Regions from separate parts of the Homo sapiens genome. Here region 2 is linked to region 1. Evidence: chromatin loops called from intact Hi-C (ENCODE). Cell type or tissue: heart right ventricle. All regions are shown on one strand. Links, peaks and the distances in the headings refer to the core of each region. The heading gives the core; the rest is flanking DNA. Region 1 holds the start of LOC107985590 (a long non-coding RNA gene). Region 2 has its middle 69 kb from the start of MCM5.

Evidence for each region. Hi-C counts contacts between places; a loop is a spot of excess contacts. Peaks named below come from ENCODE experiments on the same cell type or tissue, not always from the same donor. Only the 100,000 strongest peaks of a DNase experiment are listed, where the experiment ranks them.
Region 2: it touches region 1 in a loop (2.9-fold over the local background); 6 of 110 quality-filtered maps call a loop at or near these places.

Annotation. Positions count from the first base shown.
Region 1 is chr22:35,574,295-35,589,382 of GRCh38, forward strand. It overlaps LOC107985590 (a long non-coding RNA gene), which reads right to left and starts at 14,482. Exons shown (of 5, transcript XR_007068163.1): 1 at 14,476-14,482; 2 at 13,434-13,580; 3 at 13,126-13,372; 4 at 6,606-6,717. RefSeq lists enhancers at 1,223-1,342, 6,242-6,741, 8,716-9,217, 14,931-15,088 and a silencer at 8,957-9,036. In heart right ventricle, for the core only: CTCF peaks have their summits at 8,953 (motif pointing left) and 9,175; DNase peaks (open chromatin) are centred at 6,240, 8,440 and 8,937; H3K27ac peaks cover 4,625 bases.
Region 2 is chr22:35,461,248-35,476,335 of GRCh38, forward strand. No RefSeq gene overlaps it. Among named protein-coding and RNA genes, the nearest start is that of MCM5, 69 kb to the left of the region's middle. In heart right ventricle, for the core only: no CTCF peak of the experiment used is centred there; DNase peaks (open chromatin) are centred at 4,076 and 6,684; H3K27ac peaks cover 2,527 bases.

The DNA of each region.
Region 1 (15,088 bases), core at 4,847-12,846:
AGCCCAGGATTCTGAGCCAGGTTCTCTACCATCCCCTGCCCCCAGCTTTCCCTCTCTGAACCCACCTGGCTCCTTGCTTGCCAGCCCCAGTGCCTTCTTGCTGGTTCTCAAACACATCAAGTGGGTACAGCCCCGGGCTTTGCACGCAGCATGCCCTCCTCCCAGAATGTGCTGGCCCTGATTGTCCATGTGGCTCCCCGCTGACTTCCGTCGGGGTCCTGCTCAAATATCTCCCCTGGAAGAGGCCTTCTCTGATTCTCCCACCTCACGAGCAGCCCAGTTATTCCCCATTTCCTTCCCCTGCTTGGTTTTCCTTCATAGTATTCATCATTATCTGCTCTCCGCCGTCTGACTGCCCCCCACCAGAATAAAGCAGTGGTCTTGCTCATGGCTGTTTCCCCAGCGCCTAGAACCTGGCACATAGTAGGTACTCAGAGGTATTTTTTGAAGGAAGGATTGAATAAGCAAATATGCAGTTCAACAAATATGGACCCTTATTTGTCTGCTTCCCCCAACAAATGTGGAGAAGATTCCCCAAACTTCACCCTCCCCGGCCCCTGGTTTTGCCCAGTAGACACCCCCAGCCCTGGAGGCTTTGCGATGCCCGCCCTGCTCACAGGTTGTTAAAGCTGGTGCAGGTCTCAGAGATCCAGCTGAGGAAAGGGCAGACCAAGGCCTGGAGTGGGTTTAGAGTCCATTCATCGAGCTCAGGCAGGCGCAGAGCTGGGGCCCTGAGCAGCTGTCCTGATGACAAGAAACTGAGATTTCTTCTCCCGCACAGGCCACCGCAGTCCACTCCAAGCCCCCAGCCATGGTCACAGCTAAACTCCTGTCCCTCTGACAAGATGCCGAAGGAGGGCACTTCCTGTCTCAGGCCTGAGTCCCTCTCAGCCTCCAGAGGGGAGCAGGGATGGGGAGGAATTGGTAGTTTTGAGAGCCTGCTAGGGGCTGGGGCTGCCACACACAGCCTCTTCCACTTGTCACCTTCACCACAGCCCCGCGCGGAAGGAGCCATTGTCCCCATTTTGTGGATGAGCAAAGTGAGGCCTGGGGAATGAAGACGCTGGCCCAGCTTGCACACAGAGCCAGGAAATGGCCCAGCAAATCACGTCTCTGTGTTCTAGTCTGTTAAAAGCCATCTGGTGCCGAGGACCGCAGCCTCAGGAGCTCCCTGCCTTCCCCAGAGAGAAAGCTGTCAGTCAGCGGGGGAGCCCATCTCCTCCTCCCTCCCACACCACCCGCTGGTGTCACATGGCATTGGGAGGGAGCAGCACCCACGGGGGTGCCTCCCCCTGGAGGCTGTGCAGGGAGACTTGGGAGCTGCACCTTGTGGGTGGCTGGGGTTTGGGGGGCAGGGGTTGCACACACGTTCAGGGCTGTCACGTGTTCCTACTCTCTGCAGCTTCTCTGGAGGCACGTCAGCCTGCTGGGTCCGCTGTCCCCAGACTGGGACTCCTGCAGAGAAGCCTCCAATGCCAGAAATGGCAGGGAATCTCAGAGACCATCCAGGTCAGCCCCCCTACTTTGCCTGGCTCAGACAAGAATAAAATCTAGAGCTTTGTATGCCAGAAGTGGGGCAAGGATGGGATGAGGTCAGGGTCCTTTAGAGAACACACATAGGGCAGGTCGGTTGAGGCAAGGTCTCCAGTGTCAGACCACCTGCATCCGAGTCCCGGCTCTCTCCTCAATGGTTGACCCTGGATAAATGCCTTCACCTCTCCAAGCCTCCGTTTCCTCATCTACTTTAACAGATCCTAGTTACGGAGTGCTGCTCAGGGACAGGCATGGCTCTGAGCTCTGCACCTGTGTGTCATCCTCCAAGCAACCCTAGGAAGGAGATACTATTGTCATCCTTCTTTAGCTCTGAGGAAACTGACGCACAGAGTGGTTAGCTAACCTGCCCAAGGGCACACAGCTGGGAAGTGATGGAGCCAGGATTTAATTCCAGACAATGAGGCTTTGGGATCCTGGAGCTCCATCACTATTTCATCTGCTGTCTACTGAGGATTAAATGAGGCAAGGAGTACTAAGAACCTAGAACTGTACTGAGTCAGCACTCAAACAATCATTTTTATAATAATGAGGAAGAAGGTCATGGACCCCCAGAAGGTCTGATGAAAGGTAAGGACCTTCCTGGTGGAAGATTTCACACACACACACACACACACACACACACACACACACACACACCCCAAACACTGCCTGCAATTTCATGGGGCCCCTGCTCCAGAAGTCAACCCATCAGTCCCCCTGGGGAAACTCTGCTCAAGTCAGCCCCATTATTTCCTAAGGAAGGGAGAGGAGAGGGTCCACATGTACGTTCCTTCATTTGATCCTCTGAGGTCGATCCACCTCAGGTCCACATGTACTTTCCTTCATTTGATCCTCTGAGGTGGCCATTATTAGCCCATTGCACAGATGAGAAAACCAAGGGCAACGGTGAGGTCCCAGGCAAGCTGGTGGGCAGACGAGACTTTCCTGTCCTAGGGGGCCTGCCGCCTTCTCCTTGGCTGGGTGTTACTTAGTCCAGAAGCCATGGTAAGAAATGGCGCCCGCAGGGCTCGGGCCTGTGGTACACACTCAGTGAAGATTTGTTGAGTGAGTGAGTAAGAGTGAGTGAGTGGGTCAGACTGGGTCGACATGGGGCCAGGCCATGTCCAAGGTCAGAGACTCAGAGCTCCCCTAGCCCAGCTCCTCTCCGGGGTGCTCATGGCTCTTCATGGGGAGGCAGAGGAAGAAGCAAAGGAAGAGCTGTAGGAATCCTGGCTTTTTAAAAGCTACTACTCCAACCCCCAGACAAGAAAATGGGGGCCCCAAGCCTGACTTGATGTATTCAGTCACACCCCGGGATGGCAGGAGCCAGGACTGGAAATCAGGTGTACTGGCACCCATGCCAGAGCTCAGGCAGTGGTGGTCGGAGGGAAGGGGTGCTGAACTCGAGTCAGAACACTTGGGCCACATTCTGCCTGTCATTCATGAGTGCTGTGACTTCAGGCAAACTGCATGGCCAAGTCTCTATTTGCAAAATGGTGATTGTATCTACCTTATAGTCACTGTTAAATCAAGCAGTTTGACAATTGTCTATTGAAAATTGTTTAGTGGCCGGGCGCGGTGGTTCACGCCTGTAATCCCAGCACTTTGGGAGGCCGAGGTGGGCAGATCGTGAGGCCAGGAGATGGAGACTGTCCTGGCTAACATGGTGAAACCCCATCTCTACTAAAAATACAAAAAATCAGCCGGGTGTGGTGGCATGCGCCTATAGTCCTAGCTACTCTGGAGGCTGAGGCAGAAGAATCACTTGAATCCAGGAGGCAGAGGTTGCAGTGAGCCAAGATCGCACCACTGCACTCCAGCCTGTGTGACAGAGCGAGACTCCATCTCCAAAAAATTATAATAAATAAAAATAAAAGTTGTTTAGCATTTTCTCCTCATTTGTCAAATGAGGATAGGTTAATGTGAGAATGTAGGAAATTCCCTGATGTAAAACAAATGTTCTGTAATTGGTAGCTTTTACTATTATTGGCAGCTATTATTACAATGTTGAGCATACAGGATAGGCCTCTATAAATGTCCCATGAATGGGTGGATGAACCAACAGACAGGCTAATAAGTTGTTTGGCAGACCAGTGGGAAGTGGGGTGGAGAGATGGATGAATGGGAGGAAGGTGGATTGATGGATGGGTGAGTGGGAAGTCGGCAAGAGGGTAGGTGGGTGGATGGATAGATAGACCAATTGACAGGCAGAGAGGTCTGTTTTGGGGAAGACCAATAGGTAGATGAGAGAGAGTGTAAGATGGACAAATGGCTGGCTGGATGAGTGAGAGGATGGACCAATAGTAATCAGACAGAAAGACTGGTGGTTTTTCAGAGCATGGAAGGAAGGAAGGAAGGCGGGAGGGAAGGAAGGAAGGTGGATGTGTGGGTGGATGGATGGATGGCTGGCTGGCTGGATGGATGGTGGATGGTGAACAGATGGAAGGAAGGAAGGTGGATGGATGGGTGGATAGATGGATGGATGGATGATGGATGGGTGGGTGGGTAGATAGATGGATGGATGGATGCTGGATGGATGGATGGGTGGGTGGATGGATGGATGGCTGGCTGGATGGATGGATGGTGGATGGATGGGTGGATAGATGGATAGATGGATGGATGGATGGTGGATGGATGGGTGGGTGGATGGATTGATGGAGAGATGAATGGATGGATGGATGGATGGATGGATATGTGAGTGGAATCATTGGGTAGGTGGGTGGAGAGATAAATGCATGGACCAATAAGCAGGCAGATAGAGAGGTGGGAGGACAGAAGACCAGGATGTGGATGGATGGCAGATATTCCTTCCCCTTGAACTGAAGCCAGAGGGATGATGGCAGCAGCTACAGCCTTACCATGGGCATCCTGAGGGTGAGGAAGAGAGGTAGGAGATGATTGTTCACCCAGGGCACCCCTGGAATGAGGCAGTGAGCAGTTGCTTACTGTACCCCAACATCCAAGGTTGGAATGGAAGCCCTAGGAGTGAGATGAGTGGGAGGAAGACACCCGGGCCCACACTCACACGCACACTCCCCTCAACACGGCATGCAGCAGGAGGTCGCCTGGGAGGGGCCCTGCACCCACACCAGAGCAGCAGGCTGCACAGCTTCTTCAGAAAGCGTCAGAGCCACAGCAGAGGAGGACCTCAGCTGCAGAGGCCTTCAGCAGGGCAATCCCAGTGTGCCCCTGGGGACTCCCTGGGTCTCAGCCAGAAGAACAAAATGTCCCCAGTGGGGGACCGTGGCTGCCTCGTGACCATTCCACTTCTCAGATGGCGACCCAGGGTCCAAGGGCCTATTTCAGGCCTTGCGGGTTTTGTTGACAACGAGGCCACCTTGCGATAGCCCCATTTCACGAAAGTGGAAGCTGAAGTCCACCAGTGGATACCATGGTCTGCAGGCTTGGCTGTACCCCCACCATCTCTTTGGTTTCTCCTGGGCCTTGTCCCACTGCTCACCCAACTTGGCCTCTCTGGTGTGGCTTGAACACTCCAGGCAGCCCCACCCCACTTGCTCTTCCGCCTACCTGGTAGGCTTTTCCGCCGAGGACCAACGCGGCCACACCCTCACTTCCTGCATTGCCTGTTTATGGTGCAAGGACTTTTGTCCGTTGGGTTCCTGATGCCCGGTGCATACTCAGGTATCATTTGCTGTAATCCAGTAACCCATGCAGGGATGGTGAGGGTGAGCAATAGTGAGGTGTTGCCCATGTGCCAGGCACAGTGCTCACTCATTTATCCACACAGTGCCACCATGAAGTAGATGCAGTTGCTATCTGCTCCCCTGCAGATGGGAACTCAGAGGCTCAGAGAAGGGGTTTGCTCAAGGTCCCACAGCAAGGCTGCCGCTAGAACATGCTAGAGTCATGTCGAGGGTCATCCCACAAGAGCTTAGGTCCCGAAGCTAGTGGAGTTCTAGCATTGCCACCATGGGACGTTGACCTTGGCAAGTCCCCTCTTTTCTCTGAGCCTTGTTTTTTTTTTTTTTTTTCTGAGATGGAGTCTTGCTCTGTCGCCCAGGCCAGAGTGCAGTGGCGCGATCTCGGCTCACTGCAACCTCTGCCTCCCGTGTTCAAGCAATTCTCCTGCCTCAGCCTCCCGAGAAGCTGGGATTACAGATGCCCGCCACCACACCCAGCTAATTTTTGTATTTTTAGTAGAGATGGGGTTTCACCATGTTGGCCAGGCTGGTCTCAAATTCCCGACCTCATGATCTGCTCACCTCGGCCTCCCAAAGTGCTGGGATTACAGGCGTGAGCCACTGTGCCCGGCCCTGAGCCTTGATGTTTTCATCTGTAAAATGGGACAGTAACAGCCTCTCCTTGGCAGGGCTGTTTTGAGAATCAAGGCTGGCAGTGGTGTGAATGTTTTATGGAAAAGAATCATGCCTGTGTCGCTGGGTGTTACGGCGCTACCTGTGTCTCCAGCTGCCTGAGCAGAGAGAGCCCGTGGGGCCCCTTGGTCTGTCACACAAGCCCAGGGTTCCAGGCTCAATTTAGGATAATCCAGAATAATGCTACCAACTGGCTGCAGATCAGAGGTCAAATTCCTTTTTCTGGGCCCCTCTTTCCTCCCAGCTCCACTGGGACGCTGCCTCCAGGGGACTTCTCACAGCTGTCTGGACCAGACCTGCCTGGGAGGAACAGGGTGAGCGGGGACAGGAAGGCCTCGGACTTTTCCCAGGCTGAAGACCTCCAAGAAGCCACTCTCCCATTCCTCCGCTCCAGCTGGGCAGGCTTCTGATGTGGCTTTCCCAGACCCTGCTGGCCCCTGTCTGCAGCGGATACACACAGAGGAACAGCGCTCAAGAGGGGGAGGGAAGGGCCTTTGAATAGGAGGACTCATGAGGGCTCCAGGCCTGCACACACCCTGTCAGCTTGGGGTGCAGGTTGCAGATCTCTCAGGCAATGCCAGGCCTCAGTTTCCTCACCTGGAAAATGGGTTTGGACTGGATGACTTCACCCAGGATGCCCAGTGCTAGACACTAGAACAGACCGAGCAGCCCAGGACCTTCCCCCAAGTTCGCTCCCTGGACCCCTTTCACCTCTGCAAGATAGGGGCCATTCCCTACCTCTGGCCTCAGTCTCCACCTCTGTAAAATGGGCTGGCTGAACTGGAAGATCCCGGAGGGTCCTTTCCTCTCTGCCATTCTGTTGTAGCTGGAAAAGGAAAACGGGGTAGTGCTGGGAAGGAAAGAACATTTAGTGAGCTGCAACTGTATACCGGGTGTTTTTATACGTTATCTCAGTTCTCTGTGCCTTATTTTCCTATTGCTTCTGTAACAACTTACTATAAACTTGGTAAATTAAAACAACACACATTTATCACCTTATAATTCTAGAGGTCAGAAGTCCAAAACTAGTGTCACTGTGTTAAAGGCGTCAGCAGGGCTGGTTTTCCTTGTCTTTCAAGATAGAATCAATGCTCTCTTCATTCCCACATCACATGGTCTTTTCTCCCGTTTCCTCAGTCTCATCTCTTTCTCTCTCTTTTTTTTTTTTTTTTTTTGAGATGGAGTTTTGCTCTTGTTGCCCAGGCTGGAGTACAGTGGTGCTATCTCGGCTCACTGCAACCTCCCCTTCCTGGGTTCAAGTGATTCTCCTGCTGAAGCCTCCCAAGTAGTTGGGATTACAGGTGCATGCCACCACACCCAGCTAATTTTTGTATTTTTAGTAGAGACAGAGTTTCACCATGTTGGTCAGGCTGGTCTCGAACTCCTGACCTCAGGTGATCTCTCTGCCTTGGCTTCCCAAACTGTTGGGATTATAGGCATGAGCCACCATGCCTGGTCATCTCATCTCTTTCTTCCTACTGCCACATGCCTGCCTCCCTCATAGAAGGATCCTTGTGGGGACATTAGGCTCACCTGACCAATCCAGGATAATGTCCCTATCTCCAGATCCTTAACTTAATTACATCTGCAGAATTCCCTTTGCTGGATAAGGTACGATTCACAGGTATTTGGGGGATTAGGACGTGGGTATCTTTGGAGGACTCTCACTCAGCTTGCCACATCCGTTCACACAAGGCTGTCATGGAGCTCAGCTTCCAACCCCAGTGCCTGTGACTTTGTAGCTGTGTGGCCTTGGGCAATGACCTAACTTCCTTGGCTCTCAGTCTCCTCATCCATAAAACAGAGGTAATGATGAGGATTATTAAGACAGTGCAGGGGCCAAGCACAGTGGCTCACACCTGTAATCCCAGAACTTTGGGAGGCCGAGGCGGGTGGATCACCTAAGATCAGGAGTTGGAGACCAGCCTGACCAACATGGAGAAACCCCGTCTCTACTAAAAAAACAAAAATTAGCCAGGTATGGTGGCAGGTGCCTGTAATCCCAGCTACTTGGGAGGCTGAGGCAGGAGAATCATTTGAACCTGCGAGTTGGAGGTTGTGGTGAGCCGAGATGTACCATTGCACTCCAGCCTGGGCAACAAGAGCGAAACTCCATCTCAAAAAAAAAAAGAGTGCAGAGGACTCTCTGAACACGGGGTCTGCTGCTGCTGCTGAGTGAATGTATACAGTGATAGTAACGCTGATAATGAATCACCCTTGTTTATTGCAGCTACTCGTACCAGACACTGAGCTGAGTGTTGAGTTTATGTAGGTGAGCCACGTTGACATGAGCCTGGCCCTCGTGGAACGTACTAGAGAACCAGGAAGACAGACTTAGAATAAATAGTCACACAAATCATTAGGGAATTATCAGAGCAGCCCAAAGCCACACAGCTGGGAAGAGGAGAAGTGGGTGGGATTCACACCCAAGTCTGTCTGATTCCCAAGCCCTTATTTTTCCATGATACTCCCAGCCTCTTGAGGCTGGTGGAGGCCAAGCCGAGGACCAGAGATGGGAAATGACTTGCCAAAGGTCACACAGTGAGAGAACAGTCCATTGCAGACCCAGATCTCTGGGCATCCTGCCTAAGGCTCCTCCCAGAGGAGATTCTGAGACGTAATACTAAATTACAAAGTAACACTAATAACTAGTGTGGCAGCTAATGCTGTGGAAGCTTGCTCTGTGCCCGGAGGCAGAATGGACATTTTACGTGCCCAGTATCATTCAGTTTCCACGATGCACAGGAGAAGAGACTTGGTACCCTATTTCACAGAGAAAGAACCTGAAGTCTCAAAGGGGTGCTATGAAATGCCTAGGGTCACCAGCGAACTAACTGCTAAGCAGAGAGCCAGGATGTTCTCTAAGAGCAGGGCCTGGCTCAGAACTCCCCAGTTCAAATTTGTCTGACCCCCACCCCTGTCCCTAACTCCTGCACATCCTGCCTGCGCCCACTGGCAGATCTTCAGGGGCTCCTGCCAGTGGGAGGAGGGAGGTGGCTGTGGTCCTTAGGGTGTAATCCCACAGGTGGAATTCCTCCTGAGGTCAGCCTGCAGGGAGACGGGTGACACGCTGGTGCCATCTAGTGGCCTTAAAGAGACATGCTGCTTCCCCCGGGAGCCGCAAGGTACCCCACAGAGATGCAGGGAGATAGTAATACATAAGGTCCTCATCCTCCACCCAGCTGGACCCCGGTAGCAAACTGACAAAGCTGAGCTAAAAGTGTTCGAAATGATCCTCCTCATTTTGCAGCTGAGGAAACAGAGGTTCAGAGAGGAGACCGACACACCCCAGCCCAGTCAGGGGCAGACGCAGGTGGCTGGAGGGACTGGCAGGGAGGTGGGGCTTGCCCTGAGCCTTAGCAGGGAGTCTGTCCAGCCACTGGGAGGCCAGGACAAGACAAGTGAGCTCTTCGTGGAGACTCCAGTTTTGGTCTGGGGATGGGTAGGGGGCACTGGCCTGGGACAAGGAGGAGGGTATGGCTAGTAGGAGCTGGATTATGGGCCAGTGCCTGAGGAAGGGAGGAAGAAGGCTGGTAAGAGACAGAGTGTCCTGGATGATCACCAAGGCTCCTCCGTAGAGAAATCCCATGATCTAAGGCCAAACATGGCTGGAGAAACCCCAGGATTCTTAGAAACAAACATGGCTAATGAAATTCCATCATTCTAAGGGACAAACATGGCTGGAGAAATCCCAAGATTCTAAGAGGCATAGGAACTTGATACATTGTTCATTCCATCAACAAACCATCACTGACCATGCACTCTGGGCCTTCCCCATAAGGGACGCTCAAGACCCACAGACCAACCAGATCTGGTCCCTGCTCTGCCGGATTCCACAGCCCAGTGGGGCAAATAAACAGATGACAGACTCTCAGAACCGGACAAGATAAATTCAAGTGGCCCCCCAGAGGGCCATAGGCTCTGCAGCCAGACAGATCTAGCTGATGATGTTAGCAAAAATAGCGGAAGGGCCGAGCGTGGTAGTGCACATCTGTAGTCCCAGCTACTCCGCAGGAGGATTACCTGAGCCCAAGAGTCAGAGGCTGTAGTGTGCCATGATCACACAGGTGAATAGCCACTGCACTCCAGCCTGGGCAACATAGCAAGATCCTATCTCTCTTTTGTTTTGTTTTGTTTTTGAGACGGAGTCTTGCTCTGTCGCCCAGGCTGGAGTGCAGTGGCGTGACCTTGGCTCACTGCAAGCTCCGCCTCCCGGGTTCACGCCATTCTCCTGCCTCAGCCTCCCAAGTAGCTGGGACTACAGGCACCCGCCACCACGCCTGGCTAATTTTTTGTATTTTTAGTAGAGACGGGGTTTCACCGTGTTGCCCAGGCTGGTCTCGAACTCCTGACCTCAGGTGATCCGCCCACCTCAGTCTCCCAAAGTGCTGGGATTACAGGCGTGAGCCACCGTGCCCGGCCCAATCCTATCTCTGCAAAAAAATTGTGGAGTGGCTAACATTTATTGAGTGCCTACTATATGCCAGGCACTAGTATAAGCACTTTTGATTAGCTAATTTAGTGAAACCCAGACTTTCTCTGACTAGCCATGTGACTTTTGGTAAATTACTTAGCCTCTCCAACCCTCCAGATTCTCGTCTGTAAAACAGGAGCCACGTGCCTACCTTGCTAGGCTATTGTGAGGTTAAAACGAAGTTTTGTGTGTGGGTGTGTGTGTGTATTTGTGTGTTACCTGGAATATAGTAAGTGCTCTATAGATGGTAGCCACCATTGAAATAGTAAGTGCTGTAATGCAGGAATGCCGAAGAGTTCCCACGATCTCATGCCTATCTGGAATTATCCTTTCTTTTTCTTTTCTTTTTTTTTTTTTTTGAGACGGAGTCTTGCTCTGTTGACCAGGCTAGAGTGCAATGGTGTGATCTCGGCTCACTACAACCTCCACCTCCCAGGTTCAAATGATTCTCCTGCCTCAACCTCCTGAGTAGCTGGGATTATAGGCATCTGCCACCACGCCCTGCTAATTTTTTATATTTTTTAGTAGAGATGGGGTTTCGCCATGTTTGGCCAGGCTGGTCTTGAACTTTTGACCTCAGGTGATCCACCCACCTCAGCCTCCCAAAGTGCTGGGATTACAGGCCTAAGCCATTGCGCCCGGCCCTTTTGGTGTTATCTTAGGGATGGGGGTAGTTGCATCTGAGGTCAGGGAGAGGAGGGAAGGGGAAAGCTCCCTGGAAAGGAGTGGAGACTTGGCCAGGACCTGGAAAGGGCAGGAGCCACCGCCCTCTTCCCCTCCTCTGCCCCTCCCCACCTTCTGCTCAGCTCCCCCTTCCCCTCTGGGGCACACCTCATCCCCTCCATTCGTATACCTGTTGCCCTGGGCCTGACCTCACCATCCCTTGCTTGGCCTTGTGTTTCCACTGGCCTCCCTGCCTCCACTCCTTCCTCCCTGTACCCAGAGGAAACTCCTACCACCAAATCTGTCCGTCCCTGCCTCCTCCGGCCCTCCTGCTCATTGATCCCACCCCACAGGAAAGCCCACTCAACTGTGACGGGCAAGGCCCACCCCATTCATTACATGAGTCTGTTTCCCCATCTCCTTCCTTGCGTCCACAGAGACCAGAGTTCCAGCCACCTGGAACTACATGGAGCTACCTGCTGTCCCCTGCAGACCCTGTGCTCCCTCCAGCCCCTATTGGCCGCCTAGAAGTTTCTCTGCCCACTCATCTCTCCAGATGGCTGTGCCACTCCCGGGGAAGCCTTCCCAGGCACCCCTCCCCTGCGGGGTCAGGAAGATCACCCTCCTCCCCCTTTCTCTCCCCCCCGCTGTGTTCCCAGACCCTGTCCAGGGTGTTCCAATGCTTGTCTTATGTGCCCATCTCCCATACTAGATCATTGCCTTCCATTAGGTGACACCACTGCTAGGAAATGCTTCAGATAGTGCCTCCCTCCATGTTAGGCCTCACAGTTATAACTCGGGCCAGGTCTTTGTCATCTTTGCGTGCCACTGTTGAATCGTGATGATGACACTCACATTTCTGAGCACTTGGTGCACCAGGCACTGCACTATGGACTTCACTCAAAGTATCTCCCTTAATCCCTCCAACCCCATAGGTGGTAGGACCTGTTATTATCCCCTTTTTTAGATGAGGAAACTGAGGTCAAAGAGGGTGGCCAAGAGGCATTAAAACCAGGCAGGCCAGATCCAGGGGCCACCACATTGCCACCTCTCTGAGTGTGCCTATGCTGTTCCACTGCCTGCAACACCCTCTTTCACTGCCTGGCCCCTGGTGGGCTCGTTTCACCCTCGGGCCTCAATCCCAAAGCCCCCTCCTTGGAGAAGCCTTTTCTATAACACCCTGTTATACAGCATCATGCCACTCTGTCTGTTTGCTTTGTAGAATATGTCTCAAGGTATTTCTTTGAGTTTGCTGTCTGTTGTTCTTTTGTACTCAACGTGCACGCACACACACAGCCACAAACACACATAGTCGTACTTGACTGTGAGAGCAATCACCGTGATTTCGCTTACTGCTGCATCCCTAAAGCAAAACAGAGTTTAGCCAGCCTCCCAGAGGGTCCCCAGAGATCCTGGCTTCTTGGTATGCACACCTTTGTGGAGTCCGCTTCCACGCTGAGCAGAGGACCTGTGCTACTGAGAGGACACTGTGTAAATGCCAAAGTGAGACCTCTGAGGCTGGGTCATGAAAGATATTGCACTTCCTCCTTGGCTCTCTTGGACCACTTGCTCTGGGAGAATACAGCTGCCATGTTGGGAAGACACTCAAGCAGCATTGTGGAGAGATCCACATGGTGAGGGACTGAGGCCTCTGGCCCACAGCCAGCATGACCTGGCCAGCCTTGTGAGGGAGCCACCTTGGAAGTGGATCCTCTCTCCTGTCCAGCCTTAGATGACTGCAGCCCTGACCAACATCCTGCCCACAACTTCATGAGGGATCCTGAGCCAGAACCACCCAGCCAAGCCAGTCCCAAATTCCTGATCCTCACACCTTGTGTGCAAGAAGAAATGCTGATTGTTTTAAGCCACTACGTTTTGGAGTACCTTGTTATGGAGCAAAATTGAATCCAACACTTTCTAAGTAGTTGTTGTATAAAGAGGTGGAGAGATGGATGCTGAATGAGAATAACAATGATTCTCACTCCCTGAGCCCTCTCTGTGTGCTAGGCATAGTGCTAAGTACTTTACATGTGAAACCGTCACACAGCCTTATGAGAAGGCTGCTACCCTCTACCCATTTTATAGATGGAGAAATAGGAACAGTGAGGTTAAATTACTCACCCAACATCCCACCAGCAGTCCTGGGGCTTTGCACCCTGGCAGATTGGGACCAGAGGCTTCACTGCCACATGGCACTGTCTGGGTGTCTCTTGACTCTTCCCAGACCCCCTCTCAGGCTCACTGGGGGCCTGGAAGAGCTCACTGTCACAGTCCGCGTGGCATGCATGCCCTGCAGAGCTAGGAATGCATGGCTCATGGCCTGGTGCCAGTGCCTCTTGTCCCACTGCTGGGAACACTGCCCTGTCACCTACCGGTAGAAGCCAGTTGGACAGAGCAGAAGGAAGAGGATGGCTTCTGTCCAGCCACACCCCATGGGACCAAGTGGCTGTAGGGGCAGGAGTGGGGGTCAGAGAGCTCAGATTCCAGCCGGCTCGTCATGCTGGTCTCCTTAGCAAACCTCCTAAGGTTACACACCCCAGGGTTCTGGCTGGACTCAGAGCCTTCGTCCTCTGGATCTGAAATGATATGGTTGGGACAGAGCTGGAAGTAACAACGGAAAACCCTGAGCCCTTCTTGTCCTCTGAGCAACGGAGGCTAAAAGGATGTTGGGGCCCAGGGAGCATGTAGCACTCAGGCCCACACCATCGTGAGAAGATAGTTGGGCTGGCACAGAGCTGGATGCCTTCTGAGAGGGTACAAGGGGCCTGGGCACAGGATGCCTGGGTCCAGGTCTGGTCTCTATCCGTCACAGTCACTGTGTGACTTCAGGCAAGTTCCTTAACCTCTCTGTGCCTCTAAACAATTCATCTGAACACATGCAGGTGGCAATAGCACCTATTCCCTGAGAATGAATGAGCCTGGTATGAGACAAACACTCATGTGTGCCGGGATGTTTGGTTTTCATAGCACTAACCTTTCCAACAACCTTGCAAGGCAGGTACCATTACTGCCATCTGCCCATGAAGAAACCGAGGTTTGGTTAGGTTAAGTCACTCTCACGGGCCACACACAGCCAGTCTGAGGTGAAGACAGTCAGGATTCAAACCCAAACGAGGTCCTTACCTCTGTGCCACCCTGCTCCTGTTCATTTTTGAGCCTCAGTGCCAGCCACTATGTGTGATCCCTGTTAGACACAATCACTGCTGTCTAGCAAACAGACAGAGTGGGTTGCTTGGGGAAGCAGGGAGCTCCCCATCCCTCCAGAGGTATGCAAGCATAGCCTGGGTGCGGTGGAGGCCTTAAGCATTGGGTCTGGTGTTGAATCCAGTGCCATTTAAGGCCCCTGCTACCCCTAGATTCTGGGGTTCTTCACTATCCTCCCCCAAAGACAGAGAGGGCTTAGCAGGGGAAACTGAAGCCCAGAGCCAGGATATGCCCAAGGTTACTTCATCAAGACGCTGTTGAACCCACCCTCCATCACGCCAGGAGAAAGGCGGGCCCCTTCCTCCAAGGGCCAGGAGAAGGAATAGGGGTAAAAAAAGAAGCCACAGGACCATGGGCAAGGTGAGGGTGAATCCTGAAGACAAAGGTGGCCACTCGGTGGGTGTTCAGAGCCAGGGAGCAGGTGAAGGTTGTCAGAAACAAGGTGAGTGTCAGACACCTTGGACTTCTTTTGGTTCAGTCCCCTCATTTGACAGATGAACAAATCAAGGCCATGGGGGGCCGATCCTCCTGTCCCAGATCCGTAATGCCATGTAGGGCACAGGCTGCTGCGGAAATAAGAGGAAAGGATGTGAAGGAGGTGGGCTGGACTTCACAAAGCCTGCCACTCTGGCACAAAGTGGATGGGATACGGGGTCTCTGGCCCACACTCTGCCCCTGCCCATGCCTCCCTCCTAGCAGATGATGAGCTATTTTCCAAGCATGTAGGATGCACTAAACCCTTCTTGAGGTGTCCTCATAAATTTGAGCCTAACAGCCGCCTGTGAGATAAGGACTGGGAATTTCATCATCTACATTTCTTCAGAAGAGGAAACTGCTGCCAGAGAGGTGAAATCACTTGCCCGAGGCCACAGAGCCAGCC
Region 2 (15,088 bases), core at 3,274-11,273, 110 kb before region 1:
CCTAGGTCTTCAACAGATGAAATTTTGCAGGACACAATTCAGCCCCTAACAGCTGAGGCCAGTGTCACCTCCATTTCCCAGGGACCAGGGAACCTTGGGGTTCTTGTAAGACCCGTGGACCCAAGAGGAAGGAACTAAAAATGCTTCCCTCTCTCTCTTTCTTTTTCTTTTCTTTCTCTCTTTTTTTTTTTTGAGACAGGGTCTCACTCTGTCACCCAGGTGAGAGTGGGTGGTGCCATCACAACTCACTGCAGCCTTGACCTCCCAGGCTCAGGCGATCCTCCCACCTCAGCCTCCCATGCAGCTAGGATCACAGGCATGCACCACCACAGCCGGCTAATTTTTGTATTTTTAGTAGAGACGGGGTTTTGTTATGTTGCTCAGGCTGGTCTCAAACTCCTCGGCTCAAGAGATCCACCCGCCTTGGCCTCCCAAAGTGCTGGGATTACAGGCAACAGCCAACCACACCTGGCCTGAAAATACTTCTATCAAGGACTTCCTGCCAATCTTGGGAGTGAGTTGAGCTGAATTTAATCCCATTTGCTTATTCTTATTCTTATTATTTTTTGAGATGGAGTCTCGCTGTATCACCCAGGCTGGAGTGCAGTGGTGAGATCTCGGCTCACTGCAGCCTCCACCTCCTGGATTCAAGTGATTCTCCTGCCTCAGCCTCCCGAGTACTGGGGACTACAGGCATGTGCCACCACACTCGGCTAATTTTTGTATTTTTTACTAGAGATGGGGTTTTGCCATGTTGGCCAGGCTGGTCTCGAACTCTTGACCTCAAGTGATCCACCCGCCTTGGCCTCCCAAAGTACTGGGATTACAAGCATGAGCCACTGTACCCGGCCCCATTTGCTTCTGATTATAAACATTCAAATTTACTCTTTGGATAGGTCATACGTGCAGATGGAACAAAATTCAATTCACAAGGCCCAAGGGTATCCAGAGAAACATCTTCCTCCTTCCCACACTGCCCGCCTCGGGCCCTGGCCACTGGCTGCTCTCCCCAGAGACCGTCCATGGGACTAGTTCTTTGGGTCTCCTGGTAGAGTTCCTGTCTTACCCACGTGTACATACTTAGACCAGAGCCTCCCAATTCTGGCTGCACACGAGAATCTCCTGGGGAGTTTTACAAAGTCCTGATATCAAGGCCCTACTCCACATCAATGGAACCAGAGTCTGTGGGGGCAGGCCCAGGCACTGGGCCACGCCGAAGCCTCCTGGCAGTTCGGATGTGCAGGCACACACACATCTGCCTGCACCCAAGCTCAGTGAGGAAGAAGGGAGGACAGAGGATGGGCAGCCCTGCCTGGGTACCAGACCCTCTCACATGCTCTTGTTTGCTTCTCGTGACATTCCTGCCAGACGGCATCATTGTCACCCCCCATTTCACAGGCAAGGAAGATGAGACTCAGGGGCCACACAACTGCCAGGGTCCCCCAGCCAGGAGTGAGGCCTGGAATCTGAGCCCAGGCCAGCTGCTTCTGACGTCTTCCTTCCTCGGGGCCATGCTGGTGGGAGGATAATAATAAAACCGACCCACAAAGATGTTGTGAGACTGAGATGTGCTAATGGAGAGGAAGGGCTTTGAAAGTCAGCCAAGTGGAGCTCTTACCCACGCGCAGGCTCATTAAAGTCCTGAGAGGGACACAGGGAGCGGGTGATTGCCCTATTTGCCTCTCCTTTGATCAAGTCCCCCTGTCTGCCTTCAGCTTCTGTTTTGCCTCCCTCTCCTGCCCTCCTTCCCTTCTCCTCCACCTACTACTTTCTCTGCCTTCCCAGCCCTTTGTTCTGGGCTGTCCTGCCCCCACCACCAACCCCTACCCCCAGTTTCTCCTTCCTTCTATCTTTATCCTTTGTCAGATCTGGTTTTTTAGTTTGCCACTCTGGCCCTGCTTGAGGGGCTCAGGGACTAGCCCACGGATCATAAGAACCAAGGCCTCCAACAGAGGATTTGTAGAGGTGATGTCACAAGTCTGCAGTTCTGAGCAGCAGGTGGAGAGAAGGCAAGTGGTCCCCCTGAGGCCCCAGACCCAGCCTTTCCAGGGCATCATTTACCCTATCCATCCATCCATCCATCCATCCACCCACCATCCATCCATCTACCCACCCATCGACCCACCATCCATCCATCCATCCATCCACCCACCATCCATCCATCGATCTACCCACCCATCCACCCATGATTCATCCATCCACCCATCCACTCATCCATCTATCTACCCACCCATCCACCCACTATCCATCCATCCATCCATCCATCTACCCACCCATCCACCCACCATCCATCCATCCATCCATCCACCCATCCACCTATCTATCCATTTTCCCACTCAGTTATCTATCCACCCACCCATCCACCTATCCATTCACTCATCCATCCATCTACCCATTCATCCACTCATCCATTCATCCATCCATCCACCCATCCACCCATCTATCCATTTGCCCACTCAGTTATCTATCCATCCACCCATCCACCCATCCATTCACTCATCCATCCATCTACCCATTCATCCACTCATCCATCCAGCCATCCATCCATCCATTCATCTGCTCATCCACCCATCCATTCATCCACCCATTCATCTACTTACTTACTCATCCATCCATCCATTCATCTATCCTCACTTTTGCTGTGTGCCAGGCCCTGAAGGCACAGCCATGAATAAGAGAAACACAGGCCCTCTTCTCATCCATCTGGAAGACAACAATTAAATAATTGCTTTAAACAAAATGCTATAGGACAGTGTCCTGCTCCGGTGAAGGTAGCCTTTTGTAATAGTGCTCTAGGTCAAGAAGAAGACAGACTCTATTTTAGCACACCAAGTGGTAGAACAGCAAGTCTGGCTGTCTTTGGGGAAGTCCACCCTGGGACCAGATCTCGGTGCTGGTCTCACCATCTCCCCTTCCCTACCTGCAGTGTCTGAAATCTTCCAGTGCTCTCCTGCCCCAACCCTTTCAACAGCAGAGGAAATAGAGGGACAGACAGAGGACAAAGAAGGGGCTCCAAGAAAGATGCTTGATGGTCATTGCAGAAGGCAAGGCCCAGGGTCTAGCTGTGAGGCCCTGTCCCTTGGTTGGGATCAAGTTGACAAGACAAGAGCAGCTGCCCCATGTGTGGCAGGAAGCTATTGCTGAGACCTGGAAGTTGAGTGATCATTATTTTGGATTCTGGCAGTAGGGAGACCATATTGTTTTGTATTTTGTTCCCACCCTCACACAGTAATGATGATGCCAGTGAGGACAACACTGGTTAACACTTCTGCGGGGGAGGTTTGCCCTGTACCAGGTGCAGTTATGTGCCCTGGATACCTATGACTAATTAGAGGTAGGGCTGCTGCCAGCATCCCTTAAACAGGTGTGGCCCCTGGAGGCACAGGGCTGTGAAGTAACTTCCTAAACTCACTCAGCTGTGGCAAAACCAAGCGAGGCCCTTGTAGCTGGGGTTACACTGGAGAGTCACACTCTTCCACGGACTGCCTCAACTACTCCACTCTGCCAACTCAACTATTAGCAGAATGGTGCCTGGGGTAACAGTGGACCACCAAGGACAGTAAAAGTCTCCAAGCACACTCTTTAGGCAGTGGCATGAGGTAGTGGCAGCTTGCCCTCTTCAGGGGGATAAGAGGATAGTGGCTGAGAGTGGTATCCTGGAGCCAGTCTCCTGGGTTTGAGTCCCAACTCTGCCTTTTACTACCGTGTGACTTTGGGCAACTTACCCTCTCTGTGTGTCATTTTTCTCATCTATAAAATAAGACCACTCACAGTGTTTCCGTCAAGGTTGATGTGAAGATTAATGGGATAATGGCGGTCAGGAGCTTGGCCTCGGTCTTATTTCTGTATCAGCTGGGGGACTGTGGGCAGGTACTCAGCCTTTCTAGACCCCACTTTCCTCTTATCTGGGATGAAAAGAAACCCAGCTGGGACCTCACACATGACAAAGGCTCAGTGAGGTGGAGAGTCCCAAGCAGATGAGAGGGATGTCTGGTTGCAGGGCAAAGGGACTGGGTCCTAGGAGTATTTGGATGCGTGGCTGGGTTGGATGAGGCAATCGACAGTGGACAGGCTGTCCTGGGAAGCCTGCTCCCCAGCTGCCTGGGGTGAATGCCAGGGCCTGCAGCTTTCACAGGGGCCGTGGCTGGGGCCAGCATCCGTGCATTCTGGGGCCTGGTCTTGCTGCCTCTTTGAACACTGGCTTCAGGTGTTCAAATTCCTATGGTTCAGTGTCCTCCCTGCGGTCCTGAGTAGCACTGCAGGGCTGTGGCCAGGAGCCCAGGGCTGGTGTTTGACCTTCTGGGCCTATGAGTGCCGAGGTGGCCAGGGCTCCTCTCGGCCTCCTCAGTGTGTTAGGTCTTTCTCCTTTTATTTTTATTTATTTATTTGAGACAAGGTCTTGCTCTGTTGCCCAGGGTAGAGTGCAGTGGGACCATCGTAGCTCACTGCGACCTTGAACTCCTGGGCTCAAGTGATCCTAGGACTACAGATTCCAGTAGCTGGGCCTACAGACATGTGCCACCACATCTGGCTAGTTTTTTTGTTTGTTTGTTTTTGAGATGGAGTCTCGCTCTGATGTCCAGGCTGGAGTGCAGTGGCGCGATCTCAGCTCACTGCAACCTCCACCTCCCGGGTTCAAGTGATTCTTCTGCCTCAGCCTCCCAAGTAGCTGAGGATTACAGGCGCACACCACCATGCCAGGTTAATTTTTGTATTTTTTGTAGAGATGAGGTTTCACTGTGTTGGCCAGGCTGGTCTCAAACTCCCAACCTCAAGTGATCCATCCATCTCAGCCTCCCAAAGTCATGCCTGGCTAATTTAAAAATATATTTATTTTTATAGGGACAAGTTCTTGCTATGTTTCCCAGGCTGGTCTCAAACTTCTGGGCTCAAGTGATCCTCCTGCCTCGGCTTCCCAAAGTGCTGGGATTACAGGCATGAGCCATCCATCTGGCCGCTCTTTCTTTTTAAATTATTTATTGAAAAAAATTAAAAAATTTTTATGGGTACATAGTAGGTGTATATATTTACTGGGTAGATGAGATATCCATTACCTCAAGCATTTATCCTTTGTGTTACAAACAACCCAATTATACTGTTAGTTATTTTGAAATGTACAATTAAATTATTATTGGCTATAATTACCCTGCTGTGCTATCAAATACTAGATCTTATTCATTCCTTTTTTTCTGAGACAGGGTCTTGTTCTGTCACGTAGGCTGGAGTACAGTGCTGTGATCATGGCTCACTGCAGCCTTGACCTCCTGGGCCCAAGCAATCCTCCCACTTCAGCCTCCCAAGTAGCTGGGACTATAGGTGTGCACCACCATGTCCGGCTAATTTTGTTTATTTTTTACAGAGACAGGGTCTTACTATGTTTCCCAGGCTGGTGTTGAACTCCTGGGTTCACAAATTCCTCCTGCCTCAGCCTCCCAAAGTGTTGCTATTATAGGTGTGAGCCACCATGCCTGGCCTTATTCATTCTTTCTACTATATTTTTGGACCCATTAACCATCCCTACTTTCCCCTGCCCCCCAACTACCCTTCCCAGCGTATAACCATCATTCTACTCTCTATCTCCATGGTTCAATTGTTTTAATTTTTAGCTCCCACAAATAAGTGAGAACATGTGAAGTTCGTCTTTCTGTGCCCGGCTTGCTTCACTTAACATAATGACCTCCAGTTTCATCCATGTTGTTGCAAATGACAGGATTTCATTCTTTTTTTTTTTTTTTTTTTTTGAGACGGAGTCTCCCTCTGTCGCCAGGCTGGAGTGCAGTGGCACGATCTCGGCTCACTGCAACCTCCAACTCCCTGGTTCAAGCGACTCTCCTGCCTCAGCCTCCCAAGTAGCTGGGATTACAGGCGTGCGCCACCATGCCCAGCTAATTTTTGTATTTTTAGGAGAGACAGGGTTTCACCGTGTTGGCCAGGGTGGCCTCTATCTCCTGCCCTTGTGTTCTGCCCGCCTTGGCCTCCCAAAGTGCTAGGATTACAGGCGTGAGCCACTGTGCCCAGCCTTTTGCCCATTTTAAAACTGGGTTATTAGGATTTTTCCTATAGGGTTGTTTGAGTTCCTTATCTATTCGATTATTAATCCCTTGTCAGATGTATAGTTTGCAAATATTTTCTCCCCTTCTGTGGGCTGTCTCTTCGCCTTGCTGATTGTTTCCTTTGCTGTGCAGAAGCTTTTTAACTTGATGGGATCCCATTTGTCCATTTTTGCTTTGGTTGCCTGTGCTTGTGAGGTATTTTTCAAGAAATCCGCCCAGAACAACGTCCTGGAGAGTTTCCCCATCTCCTTTTTTTCAAGTCTTATGCTTATTTATATTTATAAATATGACTTTTAGGTTTTTTTGAGGTGTGATTTGCCTCTTTTCAGTGCACAGTTTTACAAGTTTTGAAAAACAAAGTCACGCAAACACTGCCACAATCAAGACACGGAGCAGTTCCATCACCCCCCCGAAATTCTCTAATCTCAGCCCCTCAGCATCCCTGGATGCCAGGCTTAAGAAGTGGACTTCCTTCCCCTGGCAGAAGGAGGGCAGGGTCGGGCTCCGCGTCTGGGGGCTGTAGGCAGGGCTGGGGCTGTGCCATCTGCCTGCTCCTTCCTTCTGGCTGAGAGCACTGGGAGGAGGAGCCTGCAGGCTGAGGACAGGCTGTGCTGGGAGCAGGAAGCAAAGATCCCAGGCCCCAGAGCAGCTTCTGACCTTTAGAGGCTGCCTTTGTCTTGGACAGCCAGCTCTCCAGCTGCCTGCGGGGAATGCCCGGGCCTGCAGCTTTCACAGGAGCCATGGCCTGGGCCAGCTTCCATGTAGGCACCAAACGAAACTGCAGAGCCAGGCATGGCCCTGGGGTGCTGGGCCACAATGCCAGGCTCAGGAAACCAGTGTCCTGCCTGACACTGGGCCCTGGAACGGCCCAGCGAACTCCATTTTTTTTTTTTTTCATGAGGAAGGCAGGAGATGATAAGACACCTCCTCATCACAGTGTGCTTTGATGAGCTCTGCTAGGTTGGTCTGAGACCACTGTCTGGAGCCTGAACACTGCCAGAGTCATCTTTGCGTCTTCAGGGGAAATGTACTAGTGAATTGGTTGCATGTGCAACAAGCACTTGCTGGACTCTGGGGCCAGAACTCCCTGGGTTCAAATCCTGGGCTTACCACTGAGGCTCTGTGGCTTTGGGAAAATTATTTAGTGTGCCTCAGTTTTCTCATATATGAAATGGCTATAATAAGACTAATACCTATCTCAGAGAGTCGTAAGGATTAAATGAAAAAACACACTTAAAACACGTAGAATGTCCCTTGGTAAGTGTTAGCTGGCATTAATGTTATTTTGTTTCGGTTGTTTTGTTTTTGTTTGTGTGTGTGTGGTGTTTTTTTTTTTTTTTTTTTTTTTTGAGACACAGTCTCACTTTGTCACCCAGGCTAGAGTGCAGTGGCACAATCTTGGCTCACTGCAACCTCTGCCTTCCAGGTTCAAGCTATTCTCCTGCCTCAGCCTCCCGAGTAGCTGGAATTACAGGTGCCTGCCACCATGCCCGGCTAATTTTTTGTATTTTTAGTAGAGATGGAGTTTCACCATGTTAGCCAGGATGGTCTCCATCTCCTGACCTCATGCTCCACCCACCTCAGTTTCCCAGAGTGCTGGGATTACAAGCGTGAGCCACCACGCCCAGCATGATTTGTTTTGTTTTGTTTTTGAGACAGAGTTTGGCTTTGTCGCCCAGGCTGGAGTGCAGTGGCGCAATCTTGGCTCACTGCAACCTCTGCCTCTCAGACTCAAGCAGTTCTCCAGACTCAGCCTCCCGAGTAGCTGGGATTACAGGCACCCGCCATCATGCTGGGCTAATTTTTGTATTTTTAGTAGAGATGGGATTTCACCATGTTGGCCAGGCTGGTCTCAAACTCCTGACCTCAGGTGATCCACCCACCTTGGCCTCCCAAAGTGCTGGGATTACAGGCATGAGCCACCGCACATGGCCCCCATTAATGTTATTTTTATTGTTATTATTATTAAGTGGGAAAAAAAACTCACATTCTGATTCCAGCTGTGCCATCAACTGGCTGTATGGTGCTGGGCAATTCATGTCCCCTCTCTGAGCCTTATGTTCCACAGATACCATTGCTGGACAATTTCAACAATAGAAATAAGAGTGATGTTTATAGAGTTTTCTGCTCTAGCATGGTGCTCTGTCAATTATATTTTTGTCTTATTTGATTCTCTCGAGAAGTCTGTATAGTAAAGTGTCATTACCCACATTTTACAGATAAACAAACTGAGGTTTAGAGAGAATAAATAACTCCCCAGGGTCACCTGTCTACAGCTGGGGGAGACAGAAGTTGAACCCAGACGGTCCTGAATCCAAGGCTCAGAGGTTCAACTCCTGCTGTCCGCTGTTCAGGTGAAGTCAGGGGAATGGACTCAGGGTAGCCAGGCTGGCTGTGTGGTCTGCCCAAGGCATGGGTGACAGCAGCAGAAGACAGAGCGGGGAGGTCAGTGTAAAGGCAGAGGGATGGGCAGGGCCTCTGCCAGCCCTTGACCTCCTGGAGAAGCCAGTGAGGCTGACCTGGGGGCCTTCCCTGGGACATGTCCCTCATCCTTCCTCTACTCGAGGAGCCCAACAAGATACATGCTTGTGCCTGAGGGTAGGGTTGTTAGACTTCCCTGCATCAGCACCTTGTCTTTTAAGCAAGAGAGCTGGAGAGGGCCATGCTTAACCCAGAGAAATAAGTCACTAGTGCCATGTCATTCTCCTTTTTTTTTTTTTTTTTTTGAGACAGAGTCTTGCCCAGGCTGGAGTGCAGTGGCATGATCTCGGCTCACTGCAACCTCCGCCTCCCGGGTTCAAGCGATTCTTCTGCCTCAGCCTCCCGAGTAGCTGGGACTACAGGCACGTGCCACCACACCCAGCTAATTTTTGTATTTTCAGTAGAGACGAGGTTTCGCCATATTGGCCAGGCTGGTCTCGAACTCCTGACATCGTGATCCACCCACCTCGGTCTCCCAAAATGCTGGGATTACAGGTGTGACCCACCGTGCCCAGCCGTCAGTCCCTTCTTAAAAGCCCTGTGGCAGCTCCTCATGGCCCCAGGATGAAGAGGAGAGACGGAGGGGCAAGCAGTTTGCAAACCATCTGGACACTGGTGCCTGGGGAGGAGGCAACAACTCCTGCACTCAGCCCCTCGGCTGCGGAACTGGAAGAGGACACAGCCCCAAGGACAGAGACAAACAAACTGTGGGAGCCTTAGCTTCAGAGTCAAATAAATCTACGTTTCATCCTGTTTCTGCCACTTCCTGGGTGAGTGACTCTGGGCAAGTGCAGGGCGTGTGAACATTGGGAGAGGTGGCACCTGTGAAGTGCCTGAGCACATAGTAGGTGCTCAGTATGTTTGAGCTCATCTCCCTTCCTTCCCTCAGACCATGTCTCACATGCTGAGTTGGAAAAGGTCTGGTCGGGCTCTTGGTTACACTATGTATTATTTACATGGTATTGCACAAATCCCTAAACTATGCCATGTCTCTATTGATTAAAAAAAAATAGCCAAGTACACCCTAACACCTAATGATGATCATAAGATACATCTTGATTTCAAAGATGTCAAATATCAAAAGATGGTGTATCTCAGAATTGCTAAGCTTTGCTGCCCCAAACTTCACTCCTTTGCTGTCCTGAGTGTGTGCTTTTCAGCTTACGGTTTGTTGCCTCATGGTCTCAAGGTGGCTGCCAGGCATCCTATACTCTCACCCTCATCCCCATAAGGAAGATGAAAGGGCTGCCCCACAGTGGTTAGGTGACAGCCTCCCTTGTGTGGGGAGGACACAAGATCTTTTCTAGAAGTTGCTCAACAGACACACCATTGGCCAGAACTGGGTCACATGACTGCTGCTGTTGCAGAGCAGGCTGGGAAGGCTTTGACAAAGGAGGACAGTCATAAAGGCTTAGAACAATCCTTTTCAGCTCCTGTAGTGGGCGCCATGATGTTCTACCCTGAATGGGAGTTCTGCTAGCGGGGACAAAGTGAGTCGCCCGTTGGGCAGGCACATCTCAGACTCAGCCACAGACGAGACCTGGAAAACTCAGCGGACTCCGCCTCCCACCAAGACCTTTGATCTATTTATTTTTCCAGCATCCTTAATAGATAGCCATCCAGCCTCAGCTCAAACCCCTCTAACGGAGGACTCAGAACTTCACAGACAGCTCCCGGCCTTTCTAACTGCTGGATTGTTGAAATGCTCTTGCTTAGAGATGGAGCCAAATATGCCTCTTCCCACCAGTCCTGGCTTTGCCCCTTGGGGTCCCCCAGGTCCAGTGGGTTTTCTCTTGCTGGTGGTGCCTGCAGGTTTTGAAGACAGAGCTCACCCACACACCCCCACCCCCACTGCCTTCTCAGTTCCCGAATATCCCAGACATTTTCCTGACATTCTTAAAGGCATCAGTCATTTGTCATGGAGCTTCCTGTATTAGTCTGTTCTCACACTGCTGATAAATACATACCTGAGACTGGGCAATTTACAAAATAAAGAAGTTTAATGGACTTACAGTTCCACATGGCTGGGGACGCCTCACAATCATGCCAGAAGGCAAGGAGGAGCAAGTCACATCTTACATGGATGGTAGTAGGCAAAGAGAGAGTTTGTGCAGGGGAACTCCCGTTCTTAAAACCATCAGATCTCGTGAGACTTACTCACTATCAGGAGAACAGCATGGGAAAGACCCACCCCCATGATTCAATTACCTCTCACCAGGTTCCTCCCACTAAACGTAGGAATTGTGGGAGTTACAATTCAAGATGAGATTTGGGTGGGGACACAGCCAAACTGTATCACTTCAAATTAAGCAAATCATTTCAGCCATTCTTTCCTGAGAGTTCACTTTTGTCAGGCATTGTCCTCAGTCCTGGGTAGATAACAAGGAACAAAGCAGACCTTCCTTGGTCCGAGCCCACTGAGGAGCCATTTGTACATGTATTTCTTCCTCCAGGAAGCTTTCCCTGATTTCTGGATTGGCCTAGGAACTCCTTTTCTGGCTCCCACAGTCCCCATGCCCCTCTTCTATAACACTCCATGCACTCCTGACCTGAGTTTCTTTGTCTCCTACCCTGGACCGTGATCCCCATGAAGGCAGGGATGCATGTTGGTCATCAAGGTTGTGCTCAGAACAGAGCTGACAAATGGTGGGTGCTCGGTTTTTTGCTCTTTCCTCTATGAATGGGCAGTTACAGAGGTGGTTCTCAGAAGAACCGGGAGGAAGGGCATTTCTGGAGGTAAGGCTCATGCTCATGGCATTAGCCTCTGCTGGGACAGTCTCCATGCTCTTGGCCTCAAGCCTTCTCCTCGCTCCCCAGCTCAGAGCTGCAGGGTCAGGAGCCTGGTGAGCTTCTGGTACCCAGAGTGTCACAGCACAGGACAAGCAGCTGACTTAGCAGAAACAGGAATGCTTGCTCAGCCACATACCGACTGGGTGTCCTTGAGCCAGTGACTTAACCTCTCTGAACCTGTTTCCTTATTTGTAAAATGGAAACATGAACAGTGACCTCATGGGGTGATTGAAGGAGTTAATACCTGCCAATAACCTGGTGCATAGTGGGAGTGCCGCCACCTTCAGTTCTCGCTCCAACTAGTGGGGCTGCGGGTAGGGCCCTGCCAGCCTCTGCTCGAGCTGGAGGATGGTGCTGGGTGATGGGGATGGGCGAACATCAGGCAGTGTGGAAGACCCGGTGGCTTTGAAGAAGTAGGGCTTGGCATTCCCATGCAGCAAATCCCAGGGGACAGGGAAAAATCTGGGAAGTGACGTCTGCCGAGACCTAGGACAACTGCCCCAGACCACAAGGTGAGGTCTCCCAGGCCGGCTGGACATGTGCAGATGGATCAGCTCCCCATAAACCACACACAGGACAGAGATGAAGCCAAGATCCAGACAGGTCAGGTGACTTGTCCACGCTCACACAGCAGCTAGTCCCAGACCTCCAGATTCATGGCCCACTTTTACATTTTCTCTCTCTCTCTCTCTCTCTGTGTGTGTGTGTGTGTGTGTGTGTGTGTGTGTGTGTGTGTTTTGCCTCCTGCTTACCCAAGAGTATCTCCTTAATGGCCTCTCCTTGGAGATGACGAGGACATGAGCCTCTTCTTTATTCTCCCAGTGACCCACAGCTGCTGCCTCTGGTCCTTCCCAGCTCACCTAGCAGAAACCTGGAGAGGGTAGGAGGCCTGTGGGGGCAGATGCTCCAGAAAGGCATGTCCTTCGTTATTCTTTCACTGTGTTATGTCCTCTCTCTTCCAGACCTTTGCTCACGTGGTTCCTACTAAGCCTGCCAAGCAGGTTGGTGGCCTTCCTCCCCACTGTCTCAGAGACTCCAGGAAAGCAGCTACTAGGCTGCAGAGGGAGAAGCCAGTTACTCTTCTGTTGCCCTTGCTTGATTGTAAGCATCCTGAGGGCAAGGGCATTCCTGTCACTAGTACCATCTTAAGAAGGTCTACCCAGTGTCTAGTACCATTTGCAGTAGTCCCCGTGTTCAGCGCTATTTGCAGTATGGTTACTGTGCCCATTTAGCAGCCGAGAAAACAGAGACTCAGGTTATGAGCTAGTTGAGCTGAGAATGAAAACTGAGCTGGTGCTGGTGCCCGGTGATCACAATGAACAGTTTGGTGTTCTGATGATGTGCCAGAACTGTATCATCCCATTTCCCACACAAGGAGACAGAGGCAGAGAGAGGTCATGTTTCTTGCCTGAGATCACACAGGTCATAGGTGACAAAGGCAGATTTCAGACCTGGGGCTGGCTGCAGAGTCCATGTCCTGATCCACAACATTCTCCAGCCCTCTCCCTGCTGGCATCCAGCAGCGATGCTGAGGGGGGCCCTGGACAGGCTGGTGGTGAGAGGGGAGGGGGGTTGTCAGCCTTATGGGTCAGAGGCAAGGGGAGTGAGTGAAGGGCTGGGCGGGGACTGAGACCCAGGGTGGGACAGAGCCTCCGTCCTGCCCTTGGAGCTCTGGGCAAGTATCTTTCCTCACTTGGTCTCAGCCTGGGCTCCATGAAAGCAAAGGTATTGGGTGAGAAGGGAGGGGAAGAATCTTCCTTTCCACCGGGCCCAAGCCCTACTCTGGACTTTCCTTCTCTTTGAGGTTTTCAAGAACCAGAGTGTTAGGGGACTCTGCAAAGAGCACCGGGAAGACCACCCCTGCCTGCTCCTGGAGAACCTCCTCTGGCCCTGTGGCCGCCATCCAACCTGCAGCCCACCTCTGCCCTGAAGCACAGGGGAGTGAGGGAAGGCACGGGCTTGGGAATCAGGAAACTGGGTCTCCAGCCAGCTCTCCCTCCCTGGCTGGAGCGGCAGAGCTCAGCGGATGGGGCCGTGGGTTCTGGAGGTGGACAGTCTCACTTTTATTTATTATTATTATTATTATTATTATTTTTTTTTTTTTTTTTTTGAGACAGAGTCTCACTCTGTCTTCCAGACTGGAGTGTGGTGGCATGATCTTAGCTCACTGCAACCTCCGCCTCCTGGGTTCAAGCAATTCTCCTGCCTCAGCCTCCCGAGTAGCTGGGACTACAGGTGCATGCCACCATGCCTGGCTAATTTTTGTATTTTTAGTAGAGATGGGGTTTCACCATATTGGTCAGTCTGGTCTCGAACTCCTGATCTCAAGTGATCTGCCTCGGCTTCCCAGAGTGCTGGGATTACAGGCATGAGCCACTATGCCTGGCCGAGTCTCACTTTTAATCCCAGCTCTGCCCAAGTGGAACCCGGGAGTCCACTTGGGCTAGTGGACAAGTGTCAGGAAACGCTGCCCAGAGAGGACGTGGGCAGAGTCAAGAAGGGGGAGTTACAGTCATCTGAATAAAGACGGAGGGGAAAAGGGACAGTGCAAGGCTGGCAAGGTCAGTGGGAGGTGGGTGGATGGGGTGGCAGGAGCAGGTCCTGCCAGCCTGTGTGTCAGGACGTCTGACCTTGTCCCATGGGCAGTGGGAGTTACTACAAGGTTCTATGCAGGAGAGAGGCTGGTCAGATTTGTGTCTAATCCCCACAAACCCTGCCCTGTGAGCTTGAACAAGGGGTCTTCCTTTCTAGGTGGGAACTCCTCCTCTGCAGGATGAGGCACCCAGCCTTGGCAGTCCTTAGCTCCCATATAGTTCTGGTGCCGGATTAGGATGCAGAACAAGGCGTGGGCTCAGCAGAGCCACTTTGGGGGTAACTTTTGGGCATGGGAGGGCCCTGGGCCTCAAATTGCTCCCAGTGCAATTGGTCCCACAAGGCAAGATGTTTCCCTATAGATGCTTAGATGGCCTGGACCTCACCTTGACGTGCCTCCTTTGTTCCCAGCCACACTTTGGCCTCACTGGGCCTGTGTCGATCCTGTAGCCCCACGGCTCTTCTTGGGGAGGGAAGTCTTTGTGGGGTCCTTGTCGAGTGTGTGGGTCATAGGCCTGGGTGTGTGAAAGGGCTGCAAAGCATGAGGGAAGGGGGAGAAACCGCTGTGCAGGGGGCAAAACCACTGTGTAGAAGGCAAGGGGGAGAGTCCGGGCATAGCGCCAGGTGGGGAGGCACTGGGGGAGAAGACGGGGGAAAGGAAGCAGGAGCCGAGGGGAGACTGGGGGACTGGTGCGCTTTTTTTTTTTTTAACTTCATGAAAATATTTGTTTGACTAAAATTACCCTTTTTTTTTTTTTGCCCTTTCAGAAACTATGTTAGTAGTTCTGTGGACACACTTAATTGAAAATAAGAGGCCAGGTGCAGTGGCTCACGCCTGTAATCCCAGCACTTTGGGAGGCCAAGGCGGACGGGTCACCAGAGTTCAGGAGTTCGAGACCAGCCTGGCCAACATGGTGAAACCCCGTCTCTACAAAAAATACAAAAATTACCTGTGCGTAGTGGTGCATGTCTATAATCCCAGCTACTCAGGAGGTTCAGGCAGGAGAATCACTTGAACCCGGGAGGCAGAGGTTGGAGTGAGCCAAGATTGTGCGCCATTGTACTCCAGCCTGGGCAACAAGAGTGAAATTCCGTCTCAAAAAAAAAAAAAAGAAAAGAAAAGCTGTGTATACAACAAAAGGACGAAGAACACTGGTCAAGATGCACCATTA